Regions from separate parts of the Homo sapiens genome. Here region 2 is linked to region 1. Evidence: chromatin loops called from intact Hi-C (ENCODE). Cell type or tissue: thyroid gland. All regions are shown on one strand. Each heading gives the region's core, and the rest is flanking DNA. Links, peaks and the distances in the headings are about the cores only. Region 1 has its middle 5.7 kb from the start of UBE2O. Region 2 holds the start of QRICH2 (glutamine rich 2).

The links. Peaks named below come from ENCODE experiments on the same cell type or tissue, not always from the same donor. Only the 100,000 strongest peaks of a DNase experiment are listed, where the experiment ranks them.
Region 2: a loop joins it to region 1, with 4 times the contacts of the local background. A loop is called at or near these places in 13 of 110 quality-filtered maps.

The regions. Positions count from the first base shown.
Region 1 is chr17:76,456,118-76,461,487 of GRCh38, forward strand. It overlaps a transcript of AANAT not described here. Among named protein-coding and RNA genes, the nearest start is that of UBE2O, 5.7 kb to the left of the region's middle. RefSeq lists an enhancer at 2,502-2,581. In thyroid gland, for the core only: CTCF peaks have their summits at 2,636 (motif pointing left) and 4,602 (motif pointing right); a DNase peak (open chromatin) is centred at 2,624.
Region 2 is chr17:76,304,655-76,310,024 of GRCh38, forward strand. QRICH2 (glutamine rich 2) reads right to left here and starts at 3,622. Exons shown (of 19, transcript NM_001388453.1): 1 at 2,811-3,622; 2 at 228-287. The coding sequence starts at 3,344. PRPSAP1 (phosphoribosyl pyrophosphate synthetase associated protein 1) reads right to left here. Exons shown (of 10, transcript NM_002766.3): 10 at 4,824-5,370. In thyroid gland, for the core only: no CTCF peak of the experiment used is centred there; a DNase peak (open chromatin) is centred at 3,128.

The DNA.
Region 1 (5,370 bases), core at 166-5,165:
GGTGAGGAGTTCAAGACCAGCCTAACCAACATGGAGAAACCCCATCTCTACTAAAAATACAAAATTAGCCAGGCATGGTAGCCCATGCCTGTAATCCCAGCTACTCAGGAGGCTGAGGCAGGAGAATCACTTGAACCCGGGAGGTGGAGGTTGTGGTGAGCCAAGATCGAGCCATTGAACTCCAGCATGGGCAACAAGAGCAAAACTCCATCTCAGGAAAAAAAAAAAAAAAAAGAACATGCACAAAACAGATGGCAGCCTAAGTACTTAAGATGTCTTAGGCCAAGTACTAATAGAGTATTGATGTAATATTGGGATCAGGGTGGTTGTCAATGGACCCAAATCTTAGAAAATTTATCTACTAAGATATAGAACAAATGGGCTGAATCAGCTGAAGGGGGAGTTAGGATATGATTTTGGGGCAAGGCTGGGTTCTCAAACCATGGCCTTCCCATCCCAGAACACAATGCCAAATGACCATCTGGAATCACTGCTGTAAGGACGCAGGTCCCTACTCCCTCTCCTGTAGAGACCTGGGAGATTAAACAGCAGTAACATAGTAGCTTCTGTTCTGCCTCCCATGACCCTTTCAGCCCTGTTTTCTTGCCCCCTGATAACATAGCATTTATTAAGCACATATTATTGACCAGGCATTGTACCAGGTACTTCCAAGCACATTATCTTGTCTGTTATCACAATCTTGGATATAGAGAGTTTTTAACCTCATTTTACCAATGAAGAAATAGGGCCCAAGGAATTTGGCGCCTAAGGTAACAGGTAGTAACCTGAGGAGTTTCCCCACTCTAAGGGCAGGGGCTTTTGTAGTTATGCTATTTCTTTAGGCTTCCCTCAGAAGAACTCCTGATTGCACAGGGGAGTCCATGTGTCTATGTGTCCCACGGCGGGATAAGGCAGTGCAGACCTCAAATCTGCTTTTTGTTTCATGGCAGGGTCTCACTCTGTCGCCCATGCTGGAGTGCAGTAGCGTGATCTTGACTCACTGCAACCTCCGTCTCCCAGGTTCCAGCGATTCTCCTGCCTCAGCCTCCTGAGTAGCTGGGATTACAGGCGCCCACCACCACGGCTGGCTAATTTTTGTATTTTTAGTAGAGACGGGGTTTACCATGTTGGCCAGGCTGGTCTCGAACTCCTGACCTCAAATGATCCACCCGCCTTGCCCTCCCAAAGTGTTGGGATTACAGGCATAAGCCACCGCACCCGGCCTCAAATCTGCTTTTGTTGTCAAAAAATCAAGTGAGTTTTGCATTGTACTCCAGAGTATGCCTATGTTTGTTGTTTTAATGTAAAAACTAATGCCCTTTCCTCCCTAATCATTGAGTAATATCGGCACTCCTGGAAGACGTGTTGTGTTTATTCTGCGGCTTCTTGTAATAATGGCTAATAATAGCTATCACTTATTGAGCTGTAACTTCATGCCAGATACTCTACTAAGTGCTTTACATAGATTATCAGGATACTGCCAGGTTGGAGGTAAGACTCCTTGATTTTACATGCTGATCTCTCCCTCACTAGACTAAACCCTTAAGCATGTGGACCATGTTGTATTTGTGTGTGTAACCCTGGTGCCTAGGACAGTACCTGGCATAGGGATGGAGCTCAATAATGTGTCGTATTAGGCTAGGCCCATACAGTGGCTCACGCCTGTAATCCCAGCATTTTGGGAGGCCAAGGTGGGTGGATCACCTGAGGTCAGGAGCTTGAGACCTGGCCAACATGGCAAAACCATATCTCTACTAAATATACAAAAATTAGCCAGGCTTGGTGGCGGGCGCCTGAAATCCCAGCTACTCAGGAGGCTGAGGCTGGAGAATCACTTGAACCCGGGAGGCGGAGGCTGCAGTGAGCTGAGATTGTGCCACTGCACTTCAGCCTGGGAGATAGAGCAAGACTCCGTCTTGAAAAAGAAAAAAAGAAAATTATCATGTTAGCGGATATCAAAGGCCTGAGAACCTGTACCTCCATTCTGTCAGTTTCCTATCCTTTTTCCAACAACCAAAAGTTGAAGAAGCTGGGACAGAGCTGCCCTCTTTGGCTGCTCCAAATCCTTTCAAGTGCCCCCAGTTTCAACTGCATCTGAGCTGCTTTAGAGAATGAGACTCAGTAAATTCCTACCCATCCGATGGTGTCTTTTATGGACCTCACTCAGACCCAAGATGCTCTGGATAAGGTTTGAGGCTTGACTCCTTCCCAGACCCTGAGCCCCCAGCCACGGTCTCCATACACTCAGGCTGGCTAGCAGGGTAAGTGTGGATGGAAGCCGCTGCTTAGTTTTTATTTTTGTCATTGTTGAGGTGTAGGAAGGAGGAAAAAAACTTGATTCCCTAATGAAGAAACCCTCTCTTATCATGGCCCCATCTCCCAGCCTTTCGTGGGGAATAGAGCTATTTCTTGGGAGGATTTCACTTATTTATAAATGTGCTTCCAGAAACTGAGCTGGTCTGGCCTCTCCCCTTGCTAAGTGGGGTGGGTGGTGTGCAGGAGGCGGCAGAGCCAGCAGCAGAGTGAACTGGTCTCAGGGAAGCAGGCCCTGTCTCGTCCCTATCTTAACCAGCCACTGGAGCACCTCTCTGGACCCACAAAGTATGCTCAGGCCCAACACTGCCCTCTGCGGGAGCCTGCTTGGCCTCTCCATTGCTGTGCAAGCGATTTCAGCCTGGCCCAAAGAGCTCCTTCCACCCTGGAGCAGGTGTTTGGGAAGGCTAGGGTGCCTTAGGCACTGGGGACTTCAGCTGGGGGGTGGGGTGGGAGGTGAGCTGCCTTGGGAAACCCCCCACACCCTCATGTGGCTGGCTGAAGAAATGCCTCCGAGGCTCCAGCTGAATGCCGCTCAAGGCTTTTGGAGTTAAAACGGCCCTTCTCATTCCTGGAGCCTCACCTGCTCCTTGCACAGGTGCCCTGGGAAAACTGTGGGACTTGCCCAAGGTCACTCTGCAGTACAGTCAGGATCAGGACCCAGCCCAGCTGGCCCTTGGCCATTCTGACTCCTGCTGTGAGGGTGGGTTGCAATCCACTGGGCAAAACACTTTATGCTGGGGCAACAGTGAAAAGTTTGAGCAATAGTGACAGCATAGGATCACCAGGTTCGTCCTGTTTCCCTCCTTCCTGAAGATACAGGGTGAGGCACAGTGAATCTGCTGGACCAGCTTCAAGAACAATATGTCAGCCTATCCACTGCCACCTCCCACAGCTCCAGACTCGTGGGTGCTTCCTGGATGTGACCAGCCATAGGTACAAAGTAGACTCATCATCTTTTCCTCAAATAGTTTCTTCTCCCAGAGTTCTCATCCTGATGGATGGCAGTATCACTTACCTGGGTACTGAGCTGGCCACCTGAGGGTCAGCCCTCACTCTTAAGCTCTACATGCAATCAAAGCCTGGGTCTTGGCCCCTCACTGCCTTTTCACACCCTTCCTGTCCAGAGCTGCCCCACCAGGGGGGCAGATCCATGGAGATGTGGGGAGGTGGGAGGTACAGTGGCTGAGAGTGAGCTTCCGGAGTCACAGGGACCTGGGTTTGAAGCTTGTGCTGCTGCTGGTCACTATGTGACCTTGGGCAAGTTATTTTACTCTCTAAGCCTCAGTTTCCTTTCTGTAAGGTGGGAATAATAATAATACCTACTTCATAGGACTGTGGAGACTGTAACTGACCAACTGAATATAACGTGCTTTGCCCAGTGAGTGCATGATGGCAGGCCTGATAACATTAGCTTTTCTTAGGAATTCATTTCCATCTCTTGCCTAGACCTCGGCTGTAGGCCCCTCACCAGGCCCCAGGCCGTCTAATCTGTCTGCTGCCTTGTTCCCAGGGTGACTGAAAATGCAAGCACGGTCATTGGACTCTTGGCTTTATATCTTTCTGTGGCTCCCCAGGGTCCACCCAAGAAGGTGCATGTGGCCTTTCATAAACTGATCTGATCCTTCCAACCCCCCTTCCCCCTCTGCATCCAGCATGGAGTGCTCTGTGCTCCAGCCTCAGTCACCTACTTCAGGAAATTTTTTTTTTTTTTTTTTTTTTTTTTTTTTTTTTTTGAGACAGAGTCTCTCTCTGTTGCTCAGGCTGGAGTGTCCTGGCAGGACCTCGACTCACTGCAACCTCCGCATCCCGGGTTCAAGACATTCTTGTGCCTCAGCCTTCTGAGTAGCTGGGATTACAAATGCCCCACCACCACACCTGGGTAATTTTTTTGTATTTTTAGTAGAGATGGGGTTTTGCCATGTTGGCCAGGCTGGTCTCAAACTCCTGACCTCAGGTGATCCACCTGCCTCGGCCTCCCAAAGTGCTGGGATTACAGGCATGAGCCACCAAGCTTGGCCTGTTTTTTATTTTTTTATTAAAAAAAATAATAGAGAGAAGGTCTCACTATATTGGCCGGACTGGTCTTGAACTCCTTGGGCTCAAGCGATCCTCCTGCCTTGGCCTCCCAAAGTGCCAGGATTATAGGCATGAGCCACCGTGCCCAGCCTCTTTTGGCTTTTTAAAATGTGGCTACTAGAACATTTAAAATCACATGTGGGGCTCACACAATCTTACTATTGGGCAGTTTGGCTCCATTACTTGGGGAGCCGTAGGTCCCTTCTTTGTCCAGGAGGTGGCAATCCCTCCCTGCCTTGGATGCTTCCATTCCAGAATGGTCTGGAAGGTTCCTGAGGTAAGTGCCTATCTAATACGGCGATATTGAGCCCCAAATAAGGCAGGGTCCCACTCAGCCCTGCCTTTGAGTCACCCACCTCAACGGAAGACTCTGGGCCGGGCGTGGTGGCTCATGCCTATAATCCCAGCAATTTGGGAGGCTGAGGGGGGCAGATTGTTTGAGGTCAGGAGTTTGAGACTGGCCTGGCCAACATGGTGAAACCCCGTCTCTACTAAAAATACAAAAAATAGCCAGGCGTGGTGGCATGTGCCTGTAATCCCAGCTACTCAGGAGGCTGAGGCAGGAGAATTGCTTGAACCCGGGAGGCGGGGGTTTCAGTGAGCCGAAATCGCGCCACTGCACTCCAGCCTGGGCGACAGAGTGAGATTCCATCTTAAAAAAAAAACAAAAACAAAAACAAAAAAACAGAAGACTGTGCCTCTAGCTGATAGGCACCTGCTCTGTGGGTGGCACGATGCCACATTCTCAACCCAGCCTCTGTTTTCCAGGAGTGCATAAGCCTCTTGGGGGGACAGGTGTGTAGTGGATGCTGTGGTGCACCTCCCCATCACATCCCTCTCCAAACACTGCCCTTGGCTAAAAGAAGATGCCTCCCCCAACCACTGACTGTCTGTAAGGGGCACAAAGCCTGGCCAACATGGTGAAACCCCGTCTCTATTAAAAATGCAAAATTTGCTGGGTATGGTGGTGGGCACCTG
Region 2 (5,370 bases), core at 85-5,084, 150 kb before region 1:
TTCAAGTGACCAGTGAAGGTTGGGCAGCCAGTTATCTGTCCCATGTGAGCACCCAGCAGAGCGCTGGGCAGGGCTGGGGCAGATTTCCCTCCAACCCTGGGGCAGAGACTTGAGAGGCAGAGGGCACACACTGCCTGCCCTGGATGGACAAGCCCTGGAGAGAGGGCCACACTGAGAGACGGCCAGCCCCCTGGAGAGCCCTTTCCCATGGAACTGGCTGGTATTACCAGGAATTGCTCCCGATCTTTGAATAGCTTCTCTAGTTCATCAACCCGCTGTAAAAGTACCTGGAAGAAGAGTTCAGGAAAGGAGAATGACAGTGGCCCCTACACACGCACACTCACATGCACACACACACAGATGCGCACACACACTCTCACACTCAGACACACACATGCATACACGCACATTCACACACTGACTCAGTGCCAGGAGACGAGGAAAGGGGGAATTTGTGTGGCTCTTATGGAAAGGGAGGGTTTCTTCTTCTACTTGGGTTTTTTTGGTTTCCTTTTTTTTTTTTTTTTGAGACAGGGTCTTGCTCTGTCACCCAAGCTGCAGTGCAGTGATGCCACCACAGCTCACTGCAGCCTCAACCTCTCAGGCTCAAGCGATCCTCCCACCTCAGCCTCCTGAGTAGCTGGGACTTCAGGCATGCACCACCACATCCAGCTAATTTTAAACATTTTTTTGTAGAGATAAGATCTTGCAATGTTGCCCAGGCTGGTCTTGAACTCCTGGGTCCGAGCAATCCTCCAGCCTCGGCCTCCCACAGTGCTGAGATTACAGGCAGGAGCCCCTGCTTTCTACCTGGTTTTTACCTGGCCAGTCAGCCCAGGCTCCTGGGTCTTTTCCCAGCCAAGTGCAGGAAGGGAAGTGAGATGCAGTGGGGGACCTGGCTGGTAGCATGGCAGGAGTAAGTGCTGCTGCAGGGATGGGACCCTTTGGTCCTGGGATTCAGTTTGCTCCAACCCACTTGTGAAAGCCTGTAGGATGAGGCCCACCTTGCCTTACAAGGAAGGAAGGGTGCCAGGTACCTCAACAGTAGCTGAACATCTGTGCTATCTAAAGAGAAAAGCACCTCAAAAGAACCAAAGCAAATCGCTACAACATAAGGTGCTATCATATTTGGGATTAAGAAAAAATATATTAATAAACAAAAATAAAACAAGTTACTTTTTATAACTTTTGCAAACTTCTAGAATCTAAGATTACGTAAAAATTAAAACAAAAGGCCAGGCGCAGTGGCTCTTGCCTGTAATCCCAACACTTTGGGAAGCCGAGGCAGGAGGATCACTTTAGGTCAGGAGTTCGAGACCAGCCTGGCCAACACGGCAAAACCCCATCTCTACTAAAAGTACAAAAGTTAGCTGGGCATGGTGGTGTGCACCTATAATCCTAGCTACTCGGGAAGCCGAGGCAGGAGAATTCCTTGAACCCAGGAGATGGAGTTGCAGTGAGCCGACAATGCACCACTGCACTCCAGCCTGGGTGACAGAGTGAGAATGTGTCTCAAAAAAAAAAAAAAAAAAAAAAAAACCCAAAAAAATTAAAACAAAAAAAACCCCCACCACACTTTAAAGTTTGAAAAGGAAAGCAGACATGCTTCCCAGAGCAAAAGTGAGTTGGTGCTGCGGTCTCGAGACCTGGGGTGATATGGCAGGAGGGCATGAGCGGCCAGGGCTCCCCTGCTGGGGCTTGGCCTCTTCTTCCTGCCTCTTCCCGGCCTCTTTTTCCCCTCCTGTCTCTCCTCTTGGCCTCCCCACCCAGCTGCCTTCCTAGTTGCTTCTGCTTTTTCTTTCAGAACCAACCTAAGGTGGCTCTGAGACATGCACGTGTCTATTACCTCCTGGCGCTGACCTGCGTTGCTTCCTGCTGTTCACTGGACAATACTTATACTCAATGATTACATGCATTTGTCCCTCCAAGAAAACAAAAGTCCAGTTGAAGGCAGGGCTCAGTGGCTCACGCCTGTAATGCCCAGCACTTTGGGAGGCCGAGGCGGGCAGATCACTTGAGGTCAGGAGTTTGAGACCAGCCCCGCCAACATGGTGAAACTCCTTCTCTACTAAAAACACAAATATTAGCCAGGCGGGGTGGCGCGCGCCTATAATCCCAGCTACTCGGGAGGCTGAGGCAGGAGAATCGCTTGAGTCTGGGAGGCGGAAGTTGCAGTGAGCCGAGACTGCACCACTGCATTTCAGCCTGGGTGATAGAGTGAGACTCCTTCTCAAAAAAAAAAAAAGTCCAAGTGAAACGGTCCCCTGCCTGCTGTGGCTTGTGTCATGGCCATAGGAAGCTGAGGTCCAACTCTCCATCCTGACTCCCCTTCTCTGGGAGCCTTTGTCCTCAACACGTATCTCTTCATGTCCTTATTCATTTTAAAAAGGGAATTCACTCTAAGAATCTTCTGAGAAGTTGCCGGCCCCACTCTGAGCCAGCTCTGGGTCCTTGGATGTCTGATAAGTGGTGGGCGAACCTCTCCCGTAAACAGGGGCTAGGAAGGAGGGGGTGGGATGGGGCCACTACACTTAGGAGGTGGGGTCCCCAGGCCCCTCCAGCTCGGGGAGGCCCTAGGCCTTTTGGTGGCGTTCTTTTAGGATTTTCACGTCTTGCAGCCCCGTGGACTGCAAGGTAGAGCATGGGCCACTCTATTTAGCCAGTCGCACTGAGGTCTGGCACCTCCTCGGTCCCCATCCCCTCCGTCCCCACCACCGCTCACCCCTCCAGGGTGGTGGGGACTCGGCTAGGCCTGGAGGGCGGCCTGGAGGAGGCAGACGGCCTGCGCGTGCCTCCGTGTGCGTGCTCACCCTGGCAAAGCTGAGCTCCTCGGCGGCGTCCTTCATGATACTCCCAGTCCGCACCCTATCGAACGCCCGCACGCCCACCTCCTGCTCCTCCGGCCACTCTAGCGCGGCCAGGTCAAGCCCGCTGGCCTGGGAGAAGTGCTGCACGTGCGTGGCGATGCCCTGCACCTGGCCGTCCACACGCTTGAGCTGCTTGCTCAGGTCCTCCACCTGGCCGCCCAGGTCCTTCACTTGGCTCTCCAGCGCTGACGAAGGCGCCTGGCCCACGCCCCTGCGCTTCTCCCGGGGCGCCCCCTTGGGCACCTCCTTGGGCGCGGGCAGGTGCGGGATGCTGAACGAGCTCCGGACGGACTGCAGCGAGCGGCTGGGCTCGGGCGACGAGGGCTGGAAGTCGATCCGGGTATTTTGGAGGTCGAGGTTCTTGAGCATGGCCACGATGAGCGTGTGCAGGGCCGTGAAGTTGACGGCGCCCACCTCTGGCGTGCCGATGGAGAGGTCCGCCAGCTCCCGGAGGGAGACCGTGGTCGCGGGCGGCATCGTGGCTGTCAGGAGCTGTGCGCCGCCGCGGGGCGCCGGCCAACCACTTCCCGCTCACTGCACGCCGCGCCTTGGGGCCTTTCGGGGGCCCTGCGAGGTCCTCGGGGCGCCCCTGCCCCGGGTCCGGCCGAGTCACTGGACAGAGCTCCTGCCTCCAGGGAATCTGCGCCTCCGCTCCCCGGCGGGGTCCGCGATGGCCACCCCTCCGCTGTCTGTCGCTGGCCTCGGGTCCCCGAGCTGGAGCCCTGGACTCCCAGTCCCCGCGCCGGCGGACGTTTGAAACGTGGGGGCCCCCGCGTGCCCTGAAGATTCCACGTAACAACACGCCTCCCTGCGAGCCACGGGGGCGGGGGGAAGTAAAGGCCACCACAAGGATCACAAGGGGAGCCTTGGCAACGGGCTGAGGAGGCCTCCTAAGATCCAGCTAGACTCCATCCATCCCCTTAACCTAGAAAGGCCAGGATTCACTCACTCTTGGCGGGGCCACATAAGGAAAGACTTGAGGGTTTCCTGGCAACCATGCTTTGTGTCATCAGCTGCGTCCATTCCAGAGTGGTGGCCCCATGTCTATGGCCCCATGTCTAAGGGATGCAGTCCTGGGGCCCTGGTCCCCTCAGACAGTCCACATATTTTGTTCAATCAAAGGTGAAGCAACTTGGAAAAGACAACCCACTCACTATTCAGGCAGTTCCAATTAGCCACTAGATGACTAACTGGTGGCTAATTGTCCCTTTTCTGTGCTGCCATAATTTTTTTTTTACTTTTGAGAGGGAGTCTTGCTCTGTCGCCCAGGCTGTAGTGCAATGGCACGATCTCGGCTCACTGCAACCTCTGCCTCCCGGGTTGACATGATTCTCCTGCCTCAGCCTCCCGAGTAGCTGGGATTACAGATGCGTGGTACCATGCCCGGCTAATTTTTTGTATTTTTAGCAGAGACGGGGTTTCACTATGTTGGCCAGGCTGGTCTTGAACTCCCGACCTCAAGTGATCGACCCACCTCGGCCTCCCAAAGTGCTGGGATTACAGGTGTAAGCCACCGCGCCCAGCCTGCCATAAATTAATTGATCTCAAAAAAACGGCCAGGCTTGGTGGCTCACACCTGTAATCCCAGCACTTTGGGAGGCCGAGGCGGGTGGATCACCTGAGGTAAGGGGTTCAAGGCCAGCCTAGCCAACATAGTGAAACCCCTCTGCTAAAAATACAAAAAATTAGCCGGGCATGGTACCGCGCATCTGTAATCCCAGCTACTCGGGAGGCTGAGGCAGGAGAATCGCGTCAACCCGGGAGGCAGAGGTTGCAGTGAGCCAAGATCGCACCACTGCACCCCAGCCTGGGCGACAGTGCAAGACTCTGTCTCAAAAAAAAAAAAAAAGAAAAGAAAAGAAACCACTCACCTGGTCAAGCGCCTGTGCTTGAGCTCATTACAAAGCAGGATTAAACAGCACGAGACAAATCTGGTGTTAACAATTGAGACATGACTTCCCCATACAAGATTCTTCCCAAAAACGTATAAATAAAACTTCCTAACAGAAGCACAGCAAGGCTACTTAAAGAGAACCTATGAATGTGTGCCATGCATGGCCAGCCTCCTCCGTGAGCTCTGCATCTGCAGATTTAACCAACCACGACTGAACACGTACAGATTCCTGTCATGATTCTCTAAATAATACAGCATGACCACCATCTACACAGGATATTGCAGTAGGTATTACAAGTCATCCAGGATGTGCATAGCTTATATGCAGATACTACACCATTTTCTATCAGGGACTTGCACATCCATGGGCAGGAGGTTGAGTCCTGGAACCAATCACCCATGGATTGTAAGGAATAACTGTACTATTTTAACTACTGTTCAAGTTCAGATTTTTCACTTCAGCCTGAGAGGTACTGTTTATTTAATTGAAGGATTTTCGATCATCATTATATTCCAATAACTTGGGACACAGTAGGCCTTTAAGGGGTTATCAAAATAACTAGTTCTTTGCAGTCTTTTTTTTTTTTTGAGATGGAATCTTGCTCTGTC